2 separate regions of the Homo sapiens genome follow, and region 2 is linked to region 1. A link is a contact called in ENCODE Hi-C or POLR2A ChIA-PET data. All regions are on one chromosome and are shown on one strand. The core of a region is the stretch at or near the end of the contact, and the rest is flanking DNA. Distances in the headings are between cores, read along the strand shown.

Region 1 (6,133 bases), core at 2,324-4,823:
GTATTTTTAGGAGAGATGGGGTTTCACCATGTTGGCCAGGCTGGTCTCAAACTCCTGACCTCAAGTGATTCACCCGCCTCAGCCTCCCAAAGTGCTGGAATTACAGGCGTGAGCCACCGTGCCCGGCCTATTTTCCAACTTCTGAAAAATGTGTGCACATTACTAATAAAGTGGGGAAGGGTATACTTTATGTTTCAAAATGACCTTGAGGGAGTACGACAGAGATTGCTCTCAGCCCAGGTTCTGCTCCTCCCCCTGCTGCCTCACCCCATTGCCCAGAGATGACCCCTGGGGCTGAGCCAGGTTTCACTTGCCCCAGGGCCCTGCAGCTCTGGCCTTCCCCTCCCCAAACTGCAGGGCACCCAGCAAAGGAGTCGCAATCCAGTACCTGCACCTGTTCCCAACTGGAAATGCTGCCTCCAGGCAGCCAGGGCCTACCCCAAGACCTCAGAGGAATTTCCTCTGAGGAAATTCCTGCCCTCCCAGGAATTTCCAGAAAGGACTCATGGAGGAATTTCCTAGACATGCAGACAGGCAGACAGACAGACACCTCAGGCAGCTCTCGTCACTAAGCGCAGATGTTTGCCTGCGGGTGACGTGCTGGGAGCCAACACAAGCACACAATTTTGCGGCGAGAGGCAGCACGAAGCAAGAATGGAGAGCAGACCCACCCGGGCAGGCTGGGGGCTGGCATGAGGAAGGGACTGGGAGGGGGCCCCAGAGTTGGTCAGCAGATCGAGTCTCCAGGAACAGAAGTCCCTACTATTATCTCTGTCTGAATGGCACAGTGCCCTGCAACTCTCCTCTCAGCACAGCAGGCATTGCAGGGGCTCCAGGAAGGGTCAGGGTAGTGTGACTGTGAGTGGTAGGGCCGCAGTCTGGGCTTGAGCACTTAGCAAGTTTGCTGTCCTGGTGGCTTGTCAATATCCCCTACCGGCCTGGGGGCTCCCCAAGGTAGTGATTTTATCTTAAACCCATCCTTACACTCTCGGTGCCCATCGCAACACCCAGCTCATCACAACACTCAGTGTCTAGGGCTGCTCCAGTAGGGTGGATGATCGACCCCCATATGGATAGGGGAGTGGATAGAGAGTGATGGGATCAATGCCCTAAGTGAGATGAGAATACTGGGGACAGCACCAAAGCAGGGAAAGAGGGCTCCGGGTCCTGTCGGTGCGCAGAATTTCCATGCACGCTTCTGCACCCAGCTTGCTCCAGACCTAGACGCAGGCAAGAGCTGACGTGGCCCCGCCAGACTGGGCCCAGCGAGCCCGAACCTGCCTGGCCCAAGCAGCTGCAGCGTGGGACTTCACACGTCCCCGCCCAGTCCCAGTGGTCAGAGAAACCAGGGAATCCGGCCCAAAGCTGTCTCCTCCAGGAGGCAACCCGGGCCACCTGCTCTAAAGAGCTACCAGCATCCCTCCCCTCTTCAACCCCCCTGCTGGCTCCTTTTCAGAACAGTTATGTCCAGCAGAAGTTAAGTTCCTTCACTGAACAGTGAGTGATTTCACTCACTCCACAGATATTTACTGACCATCTACTGTATGTGCTAGATGCTGTGCCAGGTGCTGGCAGTAAGATAATGAACAAAACAAAAACCCATGTCCTCCTGGAGCTTTGACTCTATGGAATGCCCGAACTGGGAGGCAGTACTCTCGCCGGGGCCACGTGGGAGGTCGACACCCAGGTGTCCTCCTAGGTGAGCAAAAGGCGCGTGAGGTGCCGCCCTGGGAGCAGTCGGCGGGTGGACTTCGTCCTGGGCGAGAGGAGCGGGCCGCACCTCGGACAAACGCTTGGCTGGGCACGTCGCCTGGGGCAGGTGCCCGAGGGAGAGGGGGGTGGCGCTGGCCGTGCGCAAAACCCGGCCCTGACCCGGCCACGGGGTTAGAGGCCGTTGGTACTCTATGTTTATTGTAAACGCAGCGAATACGGCCTCCAGCGGCCTCAGCGCACGTGGTGGTGCAGTGGGGAGCCGGCTGGGCCCTCCCCAGCTCCAGGCTCCTCCCCGGCGGGGTCAGCGCCAGACTTGCTGCGGCGTCCGGGCCCCGCGTAATTACAGGGGCTGTAGCCAGGCCTGGCCGTAAAATAGGAGGATGAAACGGCCTGGGAACTGGAGAAGCTGGGCCGGAGCTGGCCAGGGGCCCCGGGTCCGTGGCTTCCCGCGATGCGCAGCCGCAGGGAAGGGCCGGCTGAGGATGCGCACACACACTCACAACACCAACCTGGCGCGCACACAGCCACACAACCACACACGTAAACCACCAAACGCACGCAGACACACAGCATTCGGCTCTCCCACTCCAGGCTCACTCGTGAGCCTAATCAAACACCTGCCCGCCCTCTCCACCCCAGGAGCTGACACCCGCCCGCCAAGCCCTCTCCAGACGGCAGCAGATCCAGGCGGGGAGAAGAGCCCCGAGAGGCAAATTCCAGTGGGTTTGTTTACACAGCGCGGGGGAGGGGGCCTGAGCCGGGTACTGGGGCCCGACTGACTGGGAGCCCCAGCTCAGACTGGGCCAGCTCCAGCTGTGCAGCCTGAGGACTGCGCACAAACGCCCCTCCGTTCCACCCCACCCCCGCTGCACGCCGGTACGCGTCTCCCCTCCTCTTCACACGCTGTTCACAAACATTAGCATACGTCTGTCAAAGAGTTTCACACGCTTCCACACACGCGGCTGTGATACTACTCACAAATGCTTTCATGCTAGCGCGCCATCACACGTATTTCATGTGTGGTTACAGTTTGTCACCCTTCATGCCCAGATTCTCACAGTCCATATTCAAGAGCCTGTTCGCACGGTGTACGCGTGTGTTGTTACATATACTCAGGTTATTAGCGCTCTTTGACTTATCTAAAATAAGAACGGCCCCCTCTCGAGCCCAGGGTCCCGCGTGTCGCTCCTGCGGGCAGGCACTGATGTGATGGACAGAGGCGTCCTTAGCCCCGGCCGCACACGTTACACACTCGATCACACAAAGCGTTGCACTTTATTCCCGGCATCTAGGCGATGACACAATCTCCAGAACAAAGACAACATTGACAAACCCAACAAAAACAAACAGCCGCGTGTGTGTGGGGAGGGGCAGTCAAGCGCAGAGTCCGGGAAGGGGATGGGGGAGGAGGAGAGTGTGGGAACGCGGGCGCCCGAGCCTGGGCATGCGAGGCTCAGAAAGGTGCGGGGCATGTCAACAACCTCGCACCCTGCAAGGTCCGCGCGCGGAGCAGCAAAGCCGTGTCCCGCACCCCCGCGTTCGCAGACTCGCACTTGCGAGTTCTTCCCTTCTCCCGCACGCGACTGCGCCCAGGGACGCAAGCCCACCACCGGGACAGGCTCACAAAGCTCCACGCAGACCCACAAGTGAGCGAACACACATCTCTGAGCAGATCTGCGGGGGCAGAGGAGCGCGCTTCGCTCTTTCCTGCACCCCCAGCCTCCTCGCCTCCCCACCCCGCCCCTCCTCCACCTCCCCAGCCCCCAAGCCCCCAGGCAGCCGCGCGCCGGGCGGGGCGAGGGCGGGGCGGGGTGTCGGGCGGCGCCGGCCCAAAAGGCGGAGTCGCTAGGCGAAGGGGCCAGATCTGTGAGCCCAGCGCTGACTGCGCCGCGGAGAAAGCCAGTGGGAACCCAGACCCATAGGAGACCCGCGTCCCCGCTCGGCCTGGCCAGGCCCCGCGCTATGGAGTTCCTCTGGGCCCCTCTCTTGGGTCTGTGCTGCAGTCTGGCCGCTGCTGATCGCCACACCGTCTTCTGGAACAGTTCAAATCCCAAGTAAGCCTCGAGACTCCCGCTGGCAGCCTGGGCTCCCGGCTGGCACTACCCCACCGGGATAACTGTCCCGGCCAAACCCTGAGCTGAGCCTAGAGTAGATGACCGAGGTAGGAGGGCGGCTGTAGATTTTCCTCCCCTCACTTCTCCGTCATATCTGGGAGCACCCCACCCCGGGGCATGCTTGTGTCTACTTGCATGGGCTTATATCTGCCCTTCCCTTCCTTCTCTCTGGCACCCCTATTACTCTAAAGTGAGGGACTCATGCTGGGCAGTTCCTGCCTTCAGCATAGACTTCGCCCCTGGCAGCCAGGGCCCTTGTTCCAGGCCCCCCACCCCCCCACTGTGAAAGCCTCCACGCCTCTCCTTGTGTGTCCTTTGGGTATCTGACCACACTGACAGATACCTGGTGTGACATCAAGAGTGCACAGAATGCTCAAGGTAACCCTGGAAGGACCTCTCAGGAGAGAGCTGGGCTGTAGGCATTCATTATGCATTCACCCTGTATTTAAAGCAAACCTGGAAAGTCCCTCACTAGGGGTCTTTTGGGGTGGCATGAGTGAGGCACATGCTGTGCATGGGTAGGCTGAGGGAATCACCTGTTTATGGGGCTCTCAAGTAGTAAAAGCGAAGAGCTGGGAGAGGGAGATCATGGGAAAGCTTCAGAATGAACAGAAGAGGTTAAAGGGGTTACAGAAGGTTCTGGGCAGGAAGGAGTTAATTTCTCCTGGGCAGGTTTAGGGCTGTGAGGCAAATGGTACTGGGAGGAAGACTCTGTCGGCCCCTTTGTTCTTGCCCTTGAGTTTTCTGAAGTTATGGGAACAATATTTGAGGGAATACAGGAGAGGGTGGTAGGGAGGAGCAGGGAGAGAAGTGGGCAGCTTGGTATCACGAAAGCCATCTCACCGGCTTAGCCACTCTCGGCCCTAGCAAGCTTGCCCCCCACTCCCCTTGAGAAATATGTTGTGCCAGCTTCCTCTGACCCCGTGTCATCGTCTGGTGAGGCAGTCTGTTGTCTGTGGCTTGTTAGGGTGGGGGAGAGAACAGCCAGCTGCCAACCCCAGAGGGCAATGCCCTCCTGCCCATGGACGCTGGGGAGGCTCAGCCAGCCCTCCGCCACCCGCTCCCTGTGCTTTGCCTCCTTGACCTGATGCATCTCGCCCTAGTATGGGAGAGAGCAAAGTCCCTGTTTATGCCCATGCCAGGTGTTGACTGGAGGAGGAGGAGGGGACAGGAAGCCATGAGTAGGGAGGGGGGGACCCTGGCCTTTTCCGTTCCCAAGCTCCCAGGTTTCCTCTCTTTCAGGAAGGAGCCTCTTCCTTACCCACCTCCCCGCCTTCCCTGACGCCGCTGCCCCCCTTTCCCAGATGGGGAGCAAGAGTCAAATGAAGGCTAAGTACAGCAGACTGTACCCCCAGGAGAGGGGGCTGATGGGTGACCCTCTGGCCACACACACACACACACACACACACACACACACACGCACACCCTATCATACCCAGGACTAAAGAGACGCCAGTCCAGAGTAGAGTCCGTAGGCAGCCAAGCTGGGCCCAGCGTGGGGGCAAATATGAGGCTACAATGAACGGGGTAGGTGAGGCTGGCATGGGTGACTCAGGCCAGTGGGCAGCAGCCCTGGGATCTCCAGGCCTCAGGCGGGGGCAGCATGCTGAGAAGGGCGCCAGCCTCCCTCATGCTGGAGGGCAGGCCCCTCATTCTGACCTGCCAGCTCCCTTTGTTTGGAGGACACTGTTGGGGGTGAGTGGGCGCTGTGCCCTCCTGGGGTCCTGGGGGCTGTGCACATTTGACAAGGTAAGTTTTCACAAGTTCTCATGAGTGCTGGGGCGGGTAGCAGAGGTGGATGAGGAATGAGTCAGTGCCCGTCACGGGAATGAGGGAAAGACGCCAGGCCCAGAGCTGAAATACCTGTTCTGAAATGGCTTCTATGTTTATCTCTCCAGAGAGGAATTTTAAAAGCCTCTCTCTGCTCCTCTCTTTTCCCCAGGGTGGGGGAGGGGCCTGGTAAGCCCAGTTTGGGCGCTGGCACGCTGCTGCAAAGCCTGGCCTCTCAGGGGTCATGCTGATTGGGCAGTGGGTGCCCACCTCCGAGTCCTCTCTGCCTGACTCCTTCCTCGCCCTCCCAGCCGTGGCCAGGGCTTTCAGTTCGAAGCAACTTAGCGCTAATTCTGCTGGGTCTCTAGCTGGCAGTGCCTGGGGGAATTAGAGAAACTGACCAGCTTGCGGGGTCGGGGGAAGCACTTTTCCCCCTACTGGGACCCCACCCAGGCTGGAGCCAGGTGTCTGGAGCTGGTGGGGAGGGGCTGGTGGGCAGTCAGGCTGGAGCCGGTGGGGCCAGGGGGAATGAACTA
Region 2 (5,539 bases), core at 916-3,415, 89 kb before region 1:
GGGTCCTGCAATGGAGAAGGGGCGTGGCCTGCTCTTTCCCTTTTTTCCTCTACTTCCTTCCCTTTCTGGTTCTTCTGATGTCAGAAGGGAGATTAGAAGAATTAGAGGAAAAGGGACAAAAGTCTTAAGTCACTAATGCTATTATAATTCCACTGTGGATGCCTGCGTGTAGCAGGCACTCACACCCTGGCTGTCCCAGTAGGCCTGATTATTGTCCCCTTGGAGGCTGTGTGTGGACCTCGGCAATGCCCGGTTTCTTGCAGAGGGCAGTTCTTTTTGGCTGACCTCGAGTGAAGCCCCCCTTCAGGGGCCACCCACAGCCTCTTGCTTTTTGGATCCCTCCCTCCAGCAGGCTGGGAGTGCACACGTCCGTGCCCTGCCAGGCAGAGAAAGCAGTGCACCTTCCTTTTTGTGGAGAATGGGGTCTCGCTATATTGCCCAGGCAGGTCTCAAACCCCTGGGCTCAAGCTATCCTCCCGCCTCTGCCTCCCTAAGAGCTGGGATTACAGGCGTGAGCCACCAACGCCCCATCAAAAGCAGAGCACCTTATGGTTGCCTCTCTCCTGCCCTGATGAGAAGCAGATGCCAGTCTCCATGCTTGTGTGCCAACATCGTCCAGGGGAGGTCTACAGAGGCATTACAGAGGCTGAGCTCTCCCAGGAGCTCTCCCTCCACTCTGTGCTCTGGTGGGAGCCCTGGAGTGGCCTCATGAGGCTCTGCACTCAGCAGGAGTCTAGTCTACAGAGACCAGGCAGGTTCCCCTTCCTGCAGCGCCAGTCCCTGAAGCCTCTTGGACTCCTGGAGTCTCTCACTTGACATGTGACACCCATCCTCTCCACAGACTCTCCCTCTCTGCCTGCCCATTCCAACCACTTTTCTCCCCTTCCAGGAAATCCACATTGTTGGTCTTTTTTTTTTTTTTTTTTTTTTTAAGACAGAGTCTTGCTCTGTCCCCCAGGCTGGAATGCAGTGGCACGATCTCAGCTCACTGCAATCTCCGCCTCCCGGGTTCAAGCAATTCTCCTGCCTCAAACTCCTGAGTAGCTGGGACTACAGGCACCTGCCACCATGCCTGGCTAAATTTTATATTTTTAGTTGAGACAGCCATGTTGGCCAGGCTGGTCTCAAACTCCTGACCTCAAGTGATCCACCCGCCTTGGCCTCCCAAAGTGCTGGGATTATAGGCGTGAGCCACCATGCCTGGCCCATATTGCTGTTCTTTTTATATAGATGGGGTGGGATAGAGGAGTGAGAGTCAAGTTTTGCTGTTTTGGTGAGCCCAAAGAAGACACCCATAGCTCCATGGGGCTCTCATTAGAACATAGGGCAACTATTTGTCAACTATTAGCCTCAGCTCGAGTCTTTGGCCAGAAGGCCAAGACCACAGAACTAGTCCCTTTCAGTGTCCTGTTCTACCATGACTGGTTTAGACAGATCCAGATTTATCCCTCAGGGGCTGGGGCAGGGCCAGGCTATTGCCCTTGCAAAAAACCCAAGTTGTGTTAGCAAGGAAGAAGGCACAAAAAAAACTGTGGGGTGGCACCCGACAGGGTTTGCCACAAACCTGAATGACTAGGTGGAGCCAGCCATGTGAAGAACAGGGAGAGGAGTGCTCCTGGCAGGGGGAACAGCTAGGGCAAAGACCAGAGAGGAGGAATGAGCTTGGCTTGTCCAAGGAGCAGCAACGAGGTCTGTGTGGGTAGACATGGTGGGTGAAGGGCTGCATAGCATGAGATCAGGAGGCAGGCAGGAGCCAGATCACAAGCTAGGTAGACCATGTTAGGGAGTTCGGATTTTATACCAAATGTGGTAGAAAGCCACCGAATGGTTTGAAGCAGGGAAGGGACATGATCCGATTTATGCTTTTGCAAGATCACTCTGGCTGCCTTGTAAAAACTGAAGTGTAAGGTAGCAAGAGAGGACATAGGGAGACTCATCAGGTTATAGTCCCAGTAAGAGATGATGGGGACTCTACCACGACAGTGGAGATGGAGGAAGTGTAAGGATTTGGGATTTGCTTTGACGATCATTGGGTGAACATTCCATCAACACAGGAATCTTCTAGCTCCCCCGACCAGCTTATACTGTTCCTTTGGCCTGGAATGCCATCTGCACCTCCTAACAACACTTACTCACCTTCCAGGCCCAGCTGACACGTCCTGTCTTTGTCCAGCCTTCTCAGCCCCACCCCTCCCTGAAGAAATACGTACTCCCTCCTTGGCTCCCACAGCGCTCTATAAGCACCTCCCTTGTGCACTTAGCACATCGTGTTGTAGTCACTTGTTTACTCATCTGTCTCTTTCTCTGGATTATGAGCTTCCAGAAGTTCACTGTCTCCTTGCAGAGACCACAGGGAGACACATGTGAAACTGCTAAAACATACCAGGCGGTACATGACCAAGGGCTAAAATTAGAGGCAGGGACTGCGAGTGCTGTAGGTGTCTGAGTACTGGGAGTACTGAGGTGGGCTCTGATCTCTCTTCTGACCATTCTGAGCATGAGCACCTGTTTCCAGATATTTTCTCTTGCTCTCTCTGCTCCCTCAGCACCTAGGGTCAGTGTCACTGTAGCCCGGAAAACCTTGGCTTCCTTCCCTAACACAAACACACACAAGTCAATCATTTGTGGTTTTTTAAGTTCTAGCCATCCCTCTATGCCCTTCCAGAGACTGGCACATAGCTAAACTCTGTGAGTGGCTGCTGAATGAATGAATGAGTGGCCCAGCAGGTCTATCAGAGTCAGTGTAAATGGGGATAAGGGCAGGATGGTGGTGGTTCCAGAAGGGGGTGTTGCAGGTGGGTGCTCTGGTAAACGTGAGGAAGGGAGGCAGCTTCCTCACTTCAGCTCACCACCTCCTGGGCTCTCCTGACAGGCTTGGGGGCCATGGGCTGGGGGACCTCCCCTCACATCCGCTGTGCCAGCCTCCTACTAGTACCCAAGATGCTGGGCAAGGAAGGCAGGCTCTTTGTCCTGGGATACGCCTTGGCTGCCATCTATGTGGGTGAGTATGTGGGGGCCAGTGAGTTACACTGAAGCAGTGACCCTGGGTGGGTCATCCAATGGGAGCCAGGCCGGGTGAAGGAGAAAAGACAGGAGTGTCATCCCAGCTGCTCTAACTCACTGTATGTCCCTGAGGGAGCTCCTCCCCATATCTGGGCCTCCTCAGTTTATAAGAGTGAAAACATTGGCCAGGCACGGTGGTTCATGCCTGTAATCCCTGCACTTTGGGAGGCTGAGGTGGGTGGATCACCTGAGGTCAGGAGTTCAAGACCAGCCATGGTGAAACCCCATCTCTACTAAAAATGCAAAAATTAGCCAGGCATGGTGGTGCACACCTATAGTCCCAGCTATTCGGGAGGCTGAGACAGGAGAATCACTTGAACCTGGGAGGCGGAGCCTGCAGTGAGCCGAGATTGCGCCATTGCACTCCAGCCTGGGTGACAGAGCAAGACTCCGTCTCAAAAAAAAAAAAAAAAAAAAAAAAAAAAAAAAGGCCAGGCACGGTGGCTCACCTGTAATCCCAGAACTGTGGGAGGCCGAAGCGGGCGGATCACGAAGTCAGGAGTTCGACACCAGCCTGACCAACATGCTGAAACCCCGTCTCTACTAAAAATACCAAAAAATTAGCCAGACATGGTGGCGTGTGCCTGTAATCCCAGCTGCTCAGGAGGCTGAGGCAGGAGAATCGCTTGAGCCCGGGAGGCGGAGGTTGCAATGAGCAGAGATCGAGCCACTGCACTCCAGCCTGGGCAACAGAGGGAGACTCCGTCTCAAAAAAAAAAAAAAAAAAACAGTGAAAAAAATCAAAGGTTGAACAAGTTGACCTTTCATAGGCTCTCGGCCCCACCACTGTATAGTTCTAGGCGATGGGCACTATTTGCAGAGGGAAGCTGAGCGGGTTTGAGAAAGTGCTGGTTATACAGGGAGGTGACCAACCAGGGCCTCTTTCTCCAGGGCCAGTAGCCAATCTGCGACACAATCTCAACAACGTGATCGCATCGCTGGGCTGCACCGTGGAGCTGCAGATCAACAACACCCGCGCAGCTTGGCGCATCTCCACAGCCCCCTTACGGGCCATGTTCAAGGACCTGCTGGTCAGGAATCTGCACAGGCAGAGCCTGGGGGGTCCCTCTCCCTGGGGCCAAGTTAACTTGAGCTGGGAGTTGTCACCCTGGATTTACAGTTTCCCAATGGGGATACTACTGGCATTTTTTGCAGAACTATTCCCAAACATTGCAGAACGTGCCCTGGTCCTGGTGTTAAATGCCAGGAGAGCCCCTGAGTCATTAGGACATGCTCTATACACATTTCCTAATACCTGAGTGGTCAGTACTCTGGACAGCTGAACTAGAATATCTAGGAAATTTGGGGGCTTTGGCCTTGAGTAGCTCAGAAGTTTCGAAGACAAGAGTATTCAAGAATTGGGTATTGGAAGGCTGGAGACTGGGGGTTTGGGAGAATTGGAGAGCTGGAGAGTTGGGGACATGGGGGCTGAGGGGTTTGGAAGTTGGGGGCATTCAGATGGCATAATGATCTCAGAGACTAGTGGTGAAGGGTAAGGTCTAAGGACCTGGGGAACCACTGACCAGGAAGGGTCTGGGATGGGAGGACTGAGGAAGAGCTGAGAGTCTGGGAGGTACGCAGAGCCAGGACATGTGGCATCAGACAAGGCAGCTGGTGGGGGGGCTCCCAAGGGCAATGGACAGCCGGGAATTTGAGGTGAGAGGCTGTGTCTCAGGGCCTAGGCTCCCTGTCGGCCTGGGGTGAGAACCCAAAGCTTGGCTACTGGGGGAGGACAGGCCCTCAGGCAGCAGAAGTTCTAAAGCCCCAGCCCTCACCCTTTCCTCCCTCCACCTCCAATCCCAGAGTAGCAAAGAATTGCTGAGAGCAGAGACTCGGAACATCTCCGCCACTTTTGAGGACCTGGATGCCCAGGTGAATAGTGAGACGGGCTACACGCCTGAGGATACCATGGACTCAGGGGAGACAGCCCAGGGCAGGGAGGCCCGCCAAGCCCCAGCCTCCAGACTCCACCTGTCGACACAGAAGATGTATGAGCTGAAGACCAAGCTGCGTTGCTCCTGTGAGGGGTATCCCTGGGGAGTGGAGGGTGGGGTGGGATGTGGGGCCAGCATTGTGGATCAAGATGTGGGAACCTCAGACACCCTTGCTCCTTCCTACAGATGTGGTGAACCAGGCCATACTCAGCTGCCGTCGTTGGTTTGACCGCAAGCATGAACAGTGCATGAAGCACATCTGGGTCCCACTCCTCACCCACCTGCTCTGCCTGCCTATGAAGTTCAAGTTCTTCTGTGGCATTGCCAAGGGTCTGCACAGTTGCAAAGGGGTGGGGAGCATCGGGGTAGGGAGCTGAGTCCTTGGGACCCACTGGTAGGTGACAGGCAGGAAAGCAACAGATGAGGAGGGTTTTGGCCCTGAGGCCACAGCATCCTTAGAGCCCTCCACCTGCTGAATAGCTCTGTGACGCAGGGTGAGTTACAGCAAAGCTCTGAGCTGTGGCTTTTCATCTGAAAGATGC

What was found. Hi-C counts contacts between places; a loop is a spot of excess contacts on that map. ChIA-PET counts read pairs that join two places held with the same protein, here RNA polymerase II (POLR2A). Pooled maps may share reads with other maps.
Region 2: POLR2A ChIA-PET joins it to region 1 with 10 read pairs in MCF 10A. The contact joins the enhancer-like site here to the promoter of EFNA1 in region 1. A Hi-C loop is called at or near these places in 3 of 50 pooled maps. POLR2A ChIA-PET finds 5 or more read pairs at or near these places in 5 of 52 experiments (H1, HepG2, MCF 10A and 2 more).

Annotation. Positions count from the first base shown.
Region 1 is chr1:155,124,303-155,130,435 of GRCh38, forward strand. It overlaps EFNA1 (ephrin A1), which reads left to right and starts at 3,574. Exons shown (of 5, transcript NM_004428.3): 1 at 3,574-3,767. The coding sequence starts at 3,676. RefSeq lists silencers at 391-685, 3,465-3,524 and enhancers at 589-1,428, 1,429-2,268.
Region 2 is chr1:155,036,531-155,042,069 of GRCh38, forward strand. It overlaps DCST1 (DC-STAMP domain containing 1), which reads left to right. Exons shown (of 17, transcript NM_152494.4): 5 at 2,873-3,001; 6 at 3,955-4,094; 7 at 4,867-5,083; 8 at 5,184-5,327. Among named protein-coding and RNA genes, the nearest start is that of DCST1, 5.5 kb to the left of the region's middle. Within about 2 kb of position 2,166, at least 7 of the 41 ENCODE cell types and tissues checked have a DNase peak (open chromatin) inside an H3K27ac peak, as active enhancers do.